Regions from separate parts of the Homo sapiens genome. Here regions 1 and 2 are each linked to region 3. Evidence: chromatin contacts called from ENCODE Hi-C or POLR2A ChIA-PET data. All regions are on one chromosome and are shown on one strand. The core of a region is the stretch at or near the end of the contact, and the rest is flanking DNA. Distances in the headings are between cores, read along the strand shown. Region 1 holds the start of RNF43 (ring finger protein 43). Region 2 holds the start of HSF5 (heat shock transcription factor 5). Region 3 overlaps TRIM37 (tripartite motif containing 37).

Evidence for each region. Hi-C counts contacts between places; a loop is a spot of excess contacts on that map. ChIA-PET counts read pairs that join two places held with the same protein, here RNA polymerase II (POLR2A). Pooled maps may share reads with other maps.
Region 1: a loop to region 3 is called in a map of CD4-positive, alpha-beta T cell, with 12 times the contacts of the local background. The contact joins the promoter of RNF43 here to the enhancer-like site in region 3. A Hi-C loop is called at or near these places in 1 of 168 maps with a recorded cell type or tissue (CD4-positive, alpha-beta T cell) and 6 of 50 pooled maps. POLR2A ChIA-PET finds 5 or more read pairs at or near these places in 2 of 52 experiments (HCT116 and activated CD4-positive, alpha-beta T cell).
Region 2: a pooled map shows a loop between it and region 3 (3-fold over the local background). The contact joins the promoter of HSF5 here to the enhancer-like site in region 3. A Hi-C loop is called at or near these places in 4 of 50 pooled maps. POLR2A ChIA-PET finds 5 or more read pairs at or near these places in 2 of 52 experiments (CD4-positive, alpha-beta T cell and activated B cell).

The regions. Positions count from the first base shown.
Region 1 is chr17:58,414,837-58,419,302 of GRCh38, reverse strand. It overlaps RNF43 (ring finger protein 43), which reads left to right and starts at 1,769. Exons shown (of 10, transcript NM_017763.6): 1 at 1,769-2,286; 2 at 3,341-3,977. The coding sequence starts at 3,726.
Region 2 is chr17:58,485,255-58,490,238 of GRCh38, reverse strand. It overlaps HSF5 (heat shock transcription factor 5), which reads left to right and starts at 1,831. Exons shown (of 6, transcript NM_001080439.3): 1 at 1,831-2,514. The coding sequence starts at 1,965. It overlaps MTMR4 (myotubularin related protein 4), which reads left to right. Exons shown (of 18, transcript NM_001378067.1): 18 at 1-702. RefSeq lists silencers at 2,120-2,169, 2,430-2,549.
Region 3 is chr17:59,003,453-59,008,072 of GRCh38, reverse strand. All of the region lies in intron 22 of TRIM37 (tripartite motif containing 37), which reads left to right. Among named protein-coding and RNA genes, the nearest start is that of TRIM37, 100 kb to the left of the region's middle. Within about 2 kb of position 3,017, at least 2 of the 41 ENCODE cell types and tissues checked have a DNase peak (open chromatin) inside an H3K27ac peak, as active enhancers do.

The DNA.
Region 1 (4,466 bases), core at 520-3,019, 590 kb after region 3:
GCCAGGCGCAGTGGCTCACGCCTGTAATCCCAGCACTTTGGGAGACCGAGGCGGGTGGATCACAAGGTCAGGAGATGGAGACCATCCTGGCTAACACGGTGAAACCCCGTCTCTACTAAAAATACAAAAAATTAGCTGGGCGTGGTGGCGGGCGCCTGTAATCCCAGCTACTCGGGAGGCTGAGGCAGGAGAATGGCATGAACCGGGAGGCGGAGCTTGCAGTGAGCCGAGATAGCGCCACTGCACTCCAGCCTGGGCAACAGAGCGGGACTCCGTCTCAAAAAAAAAAAAAAAAAAATTTGCAGGGTGTGGTGGGACGCACCTGTGATCCCAGCTACTCTGGAGGCTGAGGTGGGAGGCCATGAAGGTCAAGGCTGCAGTGAGCCATGATGGCACAACTGTGCTCCAGCGTGGGTAACACAAGACCCTGTCTCAAACAACAAAAATAAACAAAAAATTTATTTTCGAATTTGTCTTTGATCTAGGTTAGTTATTAGATCTGAAATTCTGAAACTACTGTCATAAACCTTATCTACAGGGGAAACAATGTTGAAGGTCAATAGGCTACTCATCCTTTTTGCTTTCAGAGGCATTATGTCATTTAATCTTTACAACAGACCTATCGTAATTATTATCATCAGCATTTTACAGATGATCAGAGATTCGTTTTTACATGAGGTAAGAAACACATAAAATTTACTATCATAACCATTTTTAAGTGTACAGTTCACTAGATTTAACTATATCCACATTGTTGTTCATTTGTATAATTTTGAAAGTTTATGGCAGCGGTTCAGAAATAAAATGTCTCACCACAGTCAAATATAATCTGGTAATTTGAAACTTCAAATGTTATAAATGTATTAGAAACTGTTGTATTATTTCTAATGGCAGGGTAGTAATAAGGATTATAGTTCATGAATGTGGTAATTAGCCAGAAATTCATTTTCTTTTTGCCTATGTTCTTCTCATTAATCATATTTTACCCTTTGGCTTGTATTTATGACATGGACTTATTTGGAGTCTTACATTGAAGGCATAGGTCTGATCCATAGTATTATTTCACCTCCCAAAGATTGAAAAGAAAATAACAGTTGGATTCCAGACATCTGACATCAACCTGATTTGAAAGTTCCATATAGGCACAGTTTAGACAGAGCTACTGAATTTAAATTAGTAAGAGCTGAAGAAAAGCTAAGCATAAAATGGACAGAGCCCTTCCCAGGGTAGCAGACATAAGCAGCAATAAATCAGTAAGTACTAAAACACAGGATCACTTTATTCTGGCTTTCTGCCATTTATAGACACTCAAACTTGGAATGAGCAGAAATCCTTTTGAACTTATATTTGCAAAACCTTGTGTCCATTCTTTTATCTTCCGGATTACCTTTATTTTTTTCTGTTTATTTCCTCATACCATCATCTATGCTCTGTTGGGTGCAGAGTCTGCTTAGATATCTTTGAGTGGCCCTGATTTGCATGTGGTAGCTTGCTTACCCAGAGAAAGGTACTCGGGATCGAATTGGATGCAGTTTAGCTGTGGCTCAGTAGAGGGAGTAGAGGAGCTGAGGGAGGGGGGAGAGCGAAAGAACGGGTCTGGTTAAGTAAGTGTTGTGTGTGAGCACCAGGAGGAGGGGGGCAGGGTGGGGAGTGGTTGCCTCTAGCAGCTCCACCCTCACTTTGTCAGCAGGTAGAGAGCGTGATTGCAGTCCCAGGGGAGGGAGTCAGAGCTAGAACACCAATTACAAACCACAGGCTTCCTGCTCTAGGGAGTTGATCCAGAATTGTCTTTCTGAAAGGAAGCACTCGGAATCCTTCCGAACTTTCCAAGTCCATCCATGATTCAGAGATACTGCCTTCTCTCTCTCTGGGATTTTATGTGTTTCTGATAGTGAATTGTTGATGTATTTGCTACTTTGCTTCTTTTCTCTTTCAAGACTTGATCATTTTATATGCTGTTTGGAGAAAAAAAGAACTTTTGTTAGCAAGGAGGTTTCAGAAATGATTTTGGATTTTCTGTAAGTGTTTAATTTAGTTCTAGGGGACAGCATCTCTCATCCCGGAGTAAATTTCTGCCTTTGACCTGCATGGATTATTTTTTCAGGCTGCGGAATTTCTCGGCACCTACCTGTAGTATGGGGCACTTGGTTTGGTTGCAGAGTAAGAAGGTGGAAGAATGAGCTGTACTTGGTTAAGCAGTTGAAACCTTTTTTGAGCAGGATCTGTAAAAGCATAATTGAATTTGTTTCACCCCCGTGGATTCCAGTGGGCCCGACAGCGCAACAGGTTTGCAGATTTCTTTTGAAATTCCTTTTTCCCCCCTCCCTCTGCCTCAGCAAAAGAAAAGAATCCATATAACAGGTTCATGTTCAATTGCTTGGCTTTTCAGCACTTATTCTGAAGACTTTATAATATTTTTAAACTTGACCTTGGAACACAGAGGGCTTTGTGGGTGAGGTGTATTTATATTTACTTAAGGGTGCACATTTTAAAAATCTTATTCTGTGTTTGTACAAAGACGCAAATTTTCATAGTGCCTAGAAATAGCACAGATCTATTCTACTCAAGATTATTTGTATTTTTTCAGGGTATTCTACCTAGAGCCTGTGGTTAATCGCCTCCCTGCTCCCCCTACCTTTTATTCCCTACCCCCTCAGGGAATTTGGATACATGTGAGGAATAGTCCTTTGTTTTTCTTATGAACCTAGAAAATTACAGATCATAAAATCTGGATATTAAAGTAGTTTCCAAAAGCATCTCATGGGAAATCAAAGTGCTCGGCATTTCCGAGCTGGAGAATAAAATCAAGAATCCTTAAGAGAGAAAAGAAAATGGAGATGGAAATATGAATTTTAACTGGGAAAAATAATTGGAAAGCTAACCTTTTCAAATACTCTAATTATGAAAGTTGGAAAAGGTTGTGATGCTCAGGATTATCCTGTAATGTGTGAAGATACATAAATTAGCACCTAATTTATAGGCAAATTTTGGTAAAACACAAAAAATTATGGTATGTCTAAGTTCATGAAAAGTATGTAAATGCAGTGGGCCTAGAAACCTGGCCACACTGAAATACAGTTTAATGTGGAAACTTTTCTAAATACATATTGTAGCATCTTTGGACATCAACGTGTGGCCTGAAATTTTTATTATTGTTCCCTCTTCTCCTCCATTAAAAAAAAAATCTCCTTGTGGTATTTAGTCATTTACCATTAACACATATTATGGCTTAAAAAGGGCCATCCCTTCCTTTTCTGAGCTGGAGTTCTTCACGCTCACCTTTGATGCATGGCCTTAGCTGTTTACTTTGCCTTGTTTTGTTCATGAACATTGGGTTTAGTGCCTGGCAACTTGATGCATATGGAAGAGCAATGCCAAGTGATCTGACATAATACAAATTCACGAAGTGACATTCAATCACAAGCAAAGTTGGAAATTCCAAAGAGAAGTGGTGAGATCTTTACTAGTCACAGTGAAGATGGGAGAAAATGACATACCTGCAGCAGATGTGGGCTGAAAATATCCTCTTCTCTGCCCAATCAGGAATGCTACCTGTTTTTGGGAATAAACTTTAGAGAAAGGAAGGGCCAAAACTACGACTTGGCTTTCTGAAACGGAAGCATAAATGTTCTTTTCCTCCATTTGTCTGGATCTGAGAACCTGCATTTGGTATTAGCTAGTGGAAGCAGTATGTATGGTTGAAGTGCATTGCTGCAGCTGGTAGCATGAGTGGTGGCCACCAGCTGCAGCTGGCTGCCCTCTGGCCCTGGCTGCTGATGGCTACCCTGCAGGCAGGCTTTGGACGCACAGGACTGGTACTGGCAGCAGCGGTGGAGTCTGAAAGATCAGCAGAACAGAAAGCTATTATCAGAGTGATCCCCTTGAAAATGGACCCCACAGGAAAACTGAATCTCACTTTGGAAGGTGTGTTTGCTGGTGTTGCTGAAATAACTCCAGCAGAAGGAAAATTAATGCAGGCAAGTATAACTTTATTATATTTCACTTTCCATCTGTTTGAAATATGTCTTTCTTCTTTTGTCTCCCAAATGAAATACCATACACGGGCTTCTACTGCTTAGCTTTCTATTTCATAGAAAGAGTAGATACTGCCTTATTGGCATTCTAAATTTAGCAAATTATTATTTTATACTCTGGAGGAAATACATAAATCCTATATTTTAGAAGATTATCTGCTTATTTTAAACTGGTGTTGCATAACTACTTAGATAGACATAATAATACCTTTTTTTCAAGTGATATATTCTGGGCACTAATTTTTGATAGATGAAATATATGAGCTTATATTTAATTGATGCGAGGATTGTATTTTACATCCTGTTTAAATTGAAGTAAGCACTAAGAAGGTTGATTTTAATGGTCAGCAGCACCTGAAATTCTGGAATGCCCTTGGAGCATATTTGATTACTGTGTCACTTAAAATTCAGTCAAGCTTGAATGCTATGGCT
Region 2 (4,984 bases), core at 582-3,081, 520 kb after region 3:
ATCCTGTTTTGAAATGATGGTAGTCATCTTTCTTACTGCTACTTTCATGTTGCTTTCTAGAAAACAGCATTTCATTCCAAAATAACTAGGATCTGCATTTAGAACAAGAATCATTATTTGTCCTGACCTTTTCAGTCCTACAGAGACGCATCTGTGGTTCTTTTGTACTTGCCATAGATGTAACCTAAAAAGTTTTGGCATATTTAGGTCAGCCTAGCGGAACTTTTTTTTTCATTTAAATGGAGCTGAATAATGGAGATTTTGTGTCTGCAAAATTCCTGAGATCATTGAAAAAGTAACAAGCTGTTCCTTGTTTCTGATACATAAAATTATTTTAAGCATTTTATCAATCATTAAAATTTACTGCCAGTTGTGAGTGGCTTTTTAATTAACTTGTCTTTCATTGCACTTCACTCTGCCTGTTTTCAAGGGGAGTAAGATTGGTAACATTTGGGGAGACTGTATCTGTCTACTTAGCGTGGCTGTTTTGAGGGACTGTCCCATCAGTGAACAAACTGCATGGCCTTGGAGAGAGACTCTGGGCTCTTGGCTCAGATGTGTTCATCAAATACTCCTTTCAGAGCTGTTGTGGGTGTAAGTGACATGATGTGGCCAAAAATCCAAACTGTGCAGTTGCGTTGTGACAAACATGCAATGTGCTGTAAAAATTCAATACAGTTTAAATAAAATCTCTATATTAGTGCTGCTTTGTTGGGTCGTTTTATTTTCATTTCTAAAAAAACTTAATATTCACTTATTCTTTGACCATGAGAAGAGTAGAACATTGTACCCCTTTCTCCCAGCAATTTCCAATTTATTTATTTTGAGATGGAGTCTCCCTCTGTTCCCCAGGCTGGAGTGCAGTGGTGCGATCTCGGCTCACTGCAACCTCCGCCTTCTGGGTTCAAGCGATTCTCCTGCCTCAGCCTCCTGAACAGTTGGGACTACAGGTATGCTACCACGCTGGCTAATTTTTGTATTTTTAGTAGAGACAGGGTTTGACCATGTTGGCCAGGCTGGTCTCGAACTCCTGGGTTCAAGCAGTCCACCCAGCTCGGCCTCCCGAAGTGTTAGGATTACAGACATGAGCCACTGCGCCCGGCCAATTTCCGTTTTCAAATGAACCTCTCTTTTTGAATCAGCACAGCTCTTGTTACATTCTTATTTATTGATTGGCTAGGGATCGATTCTTATGGATACCGTAGAATTCTGTCCCATCTTTATTTCTCTTTAATGTCTAAAATGCCACCAGCTAGTTGGGCAGGCACACAAGATAGTACTTAGATTCTTGTGATTCCCTCCTCCTAGGGACCTCAGTTTTCATCTAACCTTGAGTAAATTGTCTTGAACAAATACTGACTTAAAAGAGTGTATCTTAAAAGATACAAAGGGCTACTATCTAAAAGGTGAGTTCGTTTACTCAAGATATTATACCTCCAGTAGCATCATTTTTGTTTGAGAGGTAAGCAGTTCCACTGTTAGCAAAGATTACAGACCAGACCCTTTGGTCCCCAGAACGACCAACTCTGCTGCCTAACGCACACTTTCTCTGCATTCCAAGTCTCCACTAGTTGGCTGGGCCGAAACACACGCCTCTTGGTATTCCACGGTGGATAACTGGGCTTCTCTCTTGTCAGGACTTAGAACACCCCGGCAGACAGCCTTCCCGGCCTGAAGTCTGGGAACGCCTGGGGAAGGGGCTCCTGCCCGGGTCCCGCAGGCGTCCGGCGGGCCGAGCTGGGGCACGCGGCCGCCGAGGGGGAGGTGCCCACGCCGCGTGGCGGGAACTCGAGGCCCCATTGGCCGCGCTGGGAGGCGCCGCGGGGCCTCGTGCGCCAACGGTCCCTGGTACGCGGCGGATGGGCGCCGGCAGGAGCGGGCAGGGCGAGGCGAAGGCCGGGGAGGGATCGAGAACGGTGTGGGAGAGCTAGGCTCGGGGGGCGAGGCCCCGGCCCGGCGGGGCGATGGAGGCGCTGCTCTCCACCCCCATCAACCCCAACAACTTCCCCGCCAAGCTGTGGCGCCTGGTGAACAGCCCGCGCTACCGCTCCATCCGCTGGGACGGCCGCGGCGAGGGGCTGCTTATCGATCAGCCGCTCTTCGAGGCCGAGCTGCTCAGCCCGCCCGGGCCGGGGGGCGGTGGCGGGACTGCGGGGGCCGGGGCCGAGCCCGAGCTCTTCAAAACCACCAGCTTCACCAGCTTCATCCGCCAGCTCAACCTCTACGGCTTCCGCAAGGTGGTGCTGGGCGGGCCGGGGGGCGGCAAACCGGCAGGCAATGGGCCGCTCCATCACTTCCACAACCCGCACTTCCGCCGCGACCAGCCACAGCTGCTCGTGCACCTCAAGCGCCTCACCAGCGCCAACAAGGCCAAGCTGGCGGCCGGCCTGGAGGTGCCCTGCCGCCCGCCCAACCGCTTCCAGCGGCTGCTCATCACCTCGGCCTCCGCCGCCACCGCGCCACTGCAGCACCAGCAGCCGCCGCCGCCCGCGGGGCCCCGGCCCGAGCCGCACGGTGAGTCCGGACTGCCCGTGCCCTCGCCCACAGTGGGCACATGGGCGGCGGGGAGCAACCGCCGCTGGAGGGCGCATTTTCGCACGTCCTCACGCTATGGGCGTCGGAAAGGCGCCGGGGACCCATTGGCCGCTGTGCTTCCCGAGACTGGCGGTCCCGCCACCGCCGCCGTTCTCAGCGGCACCAGCACGGTGGCCACCGGCCCTCCCCTGGAGGGTCCGTAAGCATTCGGCCCCTTCTGAGCCCACTGGCAGCAAAAGGGACCTCCGCCTCTTAGGCTCCCTTCTACTCGTCCCCGGTTTGAACCCCAGGAGTTTACCTGGTTGTAAGCCTCCGTTTACCTTCCTGAGACCCACACTGTCCACTGTAAACATGTGGACTCAGTAGTCCTTCGTTGAAACATTGGGTCTGGAAGAAACAAAAGGGGCTCCTTTGCTCCCGTGGGAAGCAGAGTGGAGTCACCCTACGGGTTAAGGCGGGATGGAACAAAATCGTAGTCAAGAGAATTTAGAACATTACGGTTGGGCGTGGTGGCTCACGCCTGTAATCCCAGCACTTTGGGAGGCCGAGGCGGGTGCATCACGAGGTTAGGAGTTTGAGACCGGCCTAACCAACAGGGTGAAACCTCGTCTCTACTAAAAATACAAAAATTAGCCAGGCATGGTGGTGCACGCCTGTAATCCCAGCTACTTAGGAGACTGAGGCAGGAGAATCGCTTGAACCCAGGAGGCAGAGGTTGCAGTAAGCCGAGATAGTGCCACTGCACTCCAGTCTGAGCAACAGAGCGAGACTCGGTCTCAAAAAAAAAAAAAAAAAAAAAAAGAGAGAACTTAGAACATTACAATAGCAGGCAAGGGAAAGTTTTGGAAAAGGTGCCTGCAGTGGAAATTTGTCCTTGAAGAGGGCTGCCACCTTCCACCTATTGGCACATCTAAGAAATCTTAGAAGTGCTACGACAATCATCAGATTTAAGGTTCTGGTTAATGTGTAGAATGGTAGACGTTGTTTATATACCTTAAGAGCAAAAATACAACGATACATCGTGGCTTACAAGATATAGTTCCTATGTAGAATGAATTGGCTACACATTTCTTTCATTGAAGCAAATTAGAGCTTGATGCTTCCTTAAAGGGGTATGATTAGACAAACATAAGGCAAAGATGGTTTTCTTTACAGCTGTCAAGTTTTAGTTAAAAAAGAATTTTAGAAAGCTCACATTTACAGCCTTTGGAGTTTTCACTATTGGCTACAATCTTTCAGTATTGAAAAAACTTTTTGGTATACATCTGTATTTAGTAAAAGTTAAGAAACCCTCTGTGATAGTGGATTATTTATTTTTTATTATTTGTTTATTTTTTTGAGACGGAGTTTCGCTCTTGTCACCCAGGCTGGAGTGCAATGGCGCGATCTCGGCTCACCACAACCTCCGCCTCTCGGGTTCAAGCAATTCTCATTCCTTAGCCTCCTGAGTAGCTGGGAATACAGGCGCGTGCCACCATGCCCGGCTAATTTTTATATTTTTTAGTAGAGACGAGGTTTCACCAGGTTGGCCAGGCTGGTCTCGAACTCCTGACCTCAGGTGATCCGCCAGCCTTGGCCTCCCAAAGTGCTGGGATTACAGGCCTGAGCCACTGCGCCCTGCCTATTTTACTTTTTGAGATTAAGTCTCACTGTGTTGCCCAGGCTGGCGTGCAATGGCAAGATCTCCGCTCACTGCAACCTCTGCCTCCCGGGTTCAAGTGATTCTTCTGCCTCAGCCTCCAGAGTAGCTAGGATTTTACAGGTGCCTGCCACCACACCTCGCTAATTTTTGTATTGTTAGTAGAGATGGGGTTTCACCATGTTGGCCAGGCTGGTTTTGAACTCCTGACCTCAGGTGATCCGCCCATCTTGGCCTCCCAATGTGCTGGGATTACAGGTGTGAGCCACTTCACATGGCCAAATTATTTTATAGACTTGATTTTTTTTTTTTTTTTTTGAGATAGGGTTTCACTCTGTCCCCCAGGCTGGAGTGCAGTGGCAAGATCTTGGCTCACTGCAACCTCCACCTCCCGGGCTCAAGGGATCCTCCCACCTCAGCCTCCCGAGTAGCTGGGACTACAGGCGTGGCCACCACACCCAGCTAATTTTTTGTATTTTTGGTGGATACAGGGTTTCACTCTGTTGCCCAGGCTGGTCTGGAACTCCTGGGCTCAAGTGATCTGCCCACCTTGGCCTCTGGAAGTGCTGGGATTACAGGCGTGAGCCACCACTGCGCCAGGCCTGTAGACTTGATTTTTGATGCTCTTCCCCCTCTTCCAGGAAGGCAAGGGTGGCAATATTCCATTTCTCTGTTTAAAGAGTCCATGATATGAAGCAGTATACCAAGAAACCAACAGGGTGTAATCATTCATTCATTCTTCACCTTCAGCTAGGAGAGTAAATAAAAACATTTTCAGCATGTTAACATGGATTTACTATAAAGAAATCT
Region 3 (4,620 bases), core at 1,768-4,267:
CTGTTGCCAGTATTATTCTATCATCAGCAAGAGCAAGTTCTCAGGAAACCCTTATATACCTATAAGCCTTAGTAGACAGTTGAATGGATTTGTCTTGTATCCATGCTTAGGAAAAACAAGACTCTTTATTTTAGCTGAATACAAAAAGAAGACATTCGGTGTCATATCACTGTGGGGTTCTCTCTCTTTCTCAAAGAGAAGGTTGTCTGGAGGACTTTAAGGCGTTGTTTGTGGTACTGGCTGGGAATTTGGGACTACTAAAGTGTCTCTTAATTGCTCTTAAGCATCAGTTTAAAAATAACTTTTTTCTTAGATATGAACATAAATAGGCCTTTTCCTTTTTACTGGAACCATATGGGACAACCTTTGGTTGTATTAGTCGCTGGTTTAATGATCTGATGCTGAAAAGGTTGACTTATTTTTTCTTTCAATTGATGACCTGCACAACTGTAGGTAGGCCAGTTTATTTCTTGTTCTTTGTAAAACTAAAGGCTTTGCTCTCTGACTTCTTGCTGAAGTAGCACATACCCCCTTCAGTTAAATCAGGGGTACTCAAAACACCATCTGGGGAAAAGCCTTGGCATGCCTGTTAAAAACCTTGCTGGTGGCCTCTTTAAGAGGAATACAAAGCCTGATGGCCTGCCATTGCTGATCATTTAGGGTAATTATTAAGATGCCTTTAACAAAATTCATCGAAAAATTAACTGACTTGAACAAAAAGGAAAATTAACTCTTTTACATTAACAAATCTCTCAATAAGAAGGTACACCTGTGGTAGAGCAGTTTTCAGGATTAGAAAATTCAGCTGCTCAGTGTCATCAGGAACGTGTGTGTGTGTGTGGGTGGGTGGGGGTGGGGTGGTTTTAGTGTGTGTGTGTGTGTGTGTGTGTGTGTGTGTGTGTGTGTGTGTGTGTTGGAGGGTGGGGGTGGGGTTGTTTTATCTTTTGCCCTGCTATTCTGAGTGAGAGGCTTAGCTCTTCTCAGGGCGGTAAGATGTTTGCTGCAGTTCTAGACATCAGAGTCAGAACAGCATTCTGGGAGTGGAAGAGGATTGATTTATTCTATATATCTCCAGCAACAACCTTTCTCTAAGCACCTCAACAACTTCCTCTTCTATCTCGTCAGCCACTGTCAAGGAAAGTGGCCAAGTCCAGTTATTTATTTATTTATTTATTTATTTTTTGGAGACAGAGTGTTGCTCTGTCGCCCAGGCTGGAGTGCAGTGGTGCAATCTTGACTCACTGTTACCTCCACCTCCCAGGTTCAAGCGATTCTCCTGCCTCAGCCTCCCAAGTAGCTGGGATTACAGGCATCTGCTGCCATGCCCGGCTAATTTTTGTATTTTTAGTAGAGACGGGGTTTTGCCATGTTAGCCAGGCTGGTCTCGAACTCCTGACCTCGGGCAATCTGCCTGCCTTGGCCACCCAAAGTGCTGGGATTATAGGCATGAGCCACCGCGCACCCAGCCAGCCAAGTCCAGTTAGTTGGTCTCCCTCACCAACTCGTTCCACATGGATATGTGGTAAGGGAAAATACCTGAACAATATCAGGGTCCTCTTCGAAAGGAGAAAGGCAGATAAATTGTTGGTGACTAGAATATAAAGTGTCATCTGTACCAGGTGGTTAATGTATTTTCCATAGCATCTGAAATTCGAGCAACTTGATTTAAGGGAGTTATAACTCAAGTTAGCTTTACTGAGCACATACATAGTAGGTGCTCAAAAAATATGGTAGATGATTGACAGAGTAATAAGATGCAGATTTCTTTTGCGTTAACAATCTCTGAAGCTCCTTACAATTAATAGTATCTTGTAATTGCTATCATTGACGTCCAGCCATTTGTCTTTTTCTTTACATTCACAAAGGTAGGAAACTTCCAGATCTTAGTGCTTGATAAAAGACCAGGCGTTTTCATGCAGGAATTTCTTCCTAGCATTTCTTGGGAAATGTGTGTTTTTTTTGAATTCTGAAAAAAATTAGTCAAGAAGTTTAATAAATGGAAAACATTATTCTAATTGTCTTATTAGAATTAATTTTAACAACACAGAAACATTACTGATTTGAAGGAATCTACTTAGGGCAAGTTGAAAGTAAAAACTGGAAATACTGATACCTGGAATCAAAGGTTAAGGTCAACAGGAGCTCCTTGGAAAGAAGTGATTACAAATCAGTCCTCATTATAAATATCGCCGTTTTATGTGTGTTCATGGCCCTGTCTGCTGCTAAGTAAATAATAATGAGTTTACACATGGTATACTTAATAAAAATTGATTGGTGTTCCAAGAAAGATTTTGAAGCAAAATCCTTATATTGGCATTTTTATTAACATGTGATTCTGCATAGTACTGTAAACCTTGCTGAGTTCTAAACGTGACATTATTCACATACTACCCAGTAATACCCACATGCAGTCTAGCATTTGAATATTCACTATAGGCCTCAGCTCTTACAAATACTAATTAAATGATTTGTTTTAAAGATACACATGTAGGCTGGATGCGGTGGCTCACACCTATAATCCCAGCACTTTGGGAGGCCGAAGCGGGTAGATCACAAGGTCAGGAGTTCGAGACCAGCTTGGCCAGTATGGTGAAACACATCTCTACTAAAAATACAAAAAAATTAGCTGGGTGTGGTGGCACATGCCTGTAATCCCAGCTACTTGGGAGGCTGAGACAGGAGAATTGCTTGAACCTGGGAGGTGGAGGTTGCAGTAGGCTGAGATCACGCAGTGGCACGCCAACCTGGGTGACAGAGTGAGACGCCGTCTCAAAAAAAAAAGATACACATGTAATGAATAGAGTTTGAAAAATGTATTTAATAACTTTTTTAAAAGAATAATGTAGATTTGGGGAATTCCAGAGAATTCCAATTCATTGTTTTTGAATCCTGAAGGTTGGTATTTGTCGGGAATTCAGAAACACTACTAATAAGAGGTCAAATTTGTGCCTTGAAGTTCAACTCAGTGTGTTTTAGTGTTTTCAGCAACAGTTCCATGAAGGGCCACAAGGTGGAGGTGGTGCTTCACAGAACTAGCTAGTTTTGGCCTCTTTAACCGTCTCTGCTCTTTTTCTTTTTCCCCTACTTCATAAAATTGTTGTAAACTCTTCACTCTTTTAGAACAGGAAAGTTTGTTTTTTTGTTTTTTTGTTTTGCTGAAGATGGAGACGATTTCTAAATATTTAAGGCTGAAATAATGCTAACCAAACTCTTCTTAAAAAGAGAAAAGGAAGAGTGTACCACTGAAGCCATGTGGGGCCACAGTTGCCTTTGTTGGAAGCTTTTTAAACTAGAGCAGATTTTATTTCTTTAAGAGTTAAAATACCCATCGATTTTTCCTTGAGTAACCTTTGGTAGTTTGTACCTAGGAAAGAATTTGCTCATTTCATCTGTTTTTGGTTTCATGAGCATACAGTTACTGATAGCATTTTATTATATTTTACTGTTTATAGAACCTGTAGTTGATGTCCTCTTTCATTCCTGATATTGGAAATTTTGTTTGCTCTCTTTTTGTTAGTGAATCTACCTAGAGGCTTTTTTAACTTTATCGATCTTTTCAAAGAAACACCATTTTGTTTCATTGTGGTTTTTTTGTTTTTCTGCTGATTTTATTATGTTTTTTATTATTTCCTTCCTTTTACTTGCTTTGAGTTTAATTTCCTTTTTCTAGTTTCTTAAAGTAGTAGTTTAGATTATTGATTTGAGATATTTTCTCTTCTAATATAAATAATGTCATACCTTTCCTTTTAAGCACTGCTATAGTCACATCCCACAAATTTTGATATGTTTTATTTGTATTTAATTCAGAATGTTTTTTATAATTCTACAAAATTTTCAACTTTTTTCCTTTTATCTATTGTCTCTCCTTTGTTATTTTTGCTATCTCTATGGCATTCTATTTGACACAATTTAGACCAGTCCCTTTATCCCCTTCATTCTTAATTCTTCCTTCCTTCCTCTGTCCCTCAGGGTCTTGTGTTCTGTTACCTAGGCTGGAGTACAGTGGTACAATCATAGCTCACTGCAGGCTTGAACTCCTGGGCTCAAGTGGGCCTCCCTCCTCAGCCTCCCTAGTAGCTAGGACAATTACAGGTGCACACCAATGTGTGCCTGGCTAATTTTTAAATTTTTTTTTTTTTTTTTTTTTTTTATAGAGATGGGGCTTTGCTAAGTTGCCCAGGCTAGTCCCAAACTCCTGGGCTCAAGCGATCCTCCTGCCTCAGCCTTTCAAGTAGCTGGGACTACAGGCATGTGCCACCAGGCCTGGCTGATGAGCATTTTATCTAGCTTTAAAGCCCTTAAATAATTCCAGACATCTGTGTCATCTCATCATTGATGTTTGTTGGTTGTCTTTCCTGGTTTTTCATATGCTGAATAATTTGGGGTTGTATCCTGAACATTTTCATTAGGTTTTTTTTTTTTTTTTTAATAAGACTCTGGGTCTTGTTTTAATCTGCCAGTTTTGCTGTCATTCAAATTCAGTCTTCATCAGTATGCCTGTTTCTATTTACTTTTCAAAGTAAATAACTATGAATATCCTTAAATAACTACACTACCCATCTCTCCAGGTTTTATTGCTACTTTCAGTGGAAAAGATAGAGTGGAATGTGCTTGCTCCAT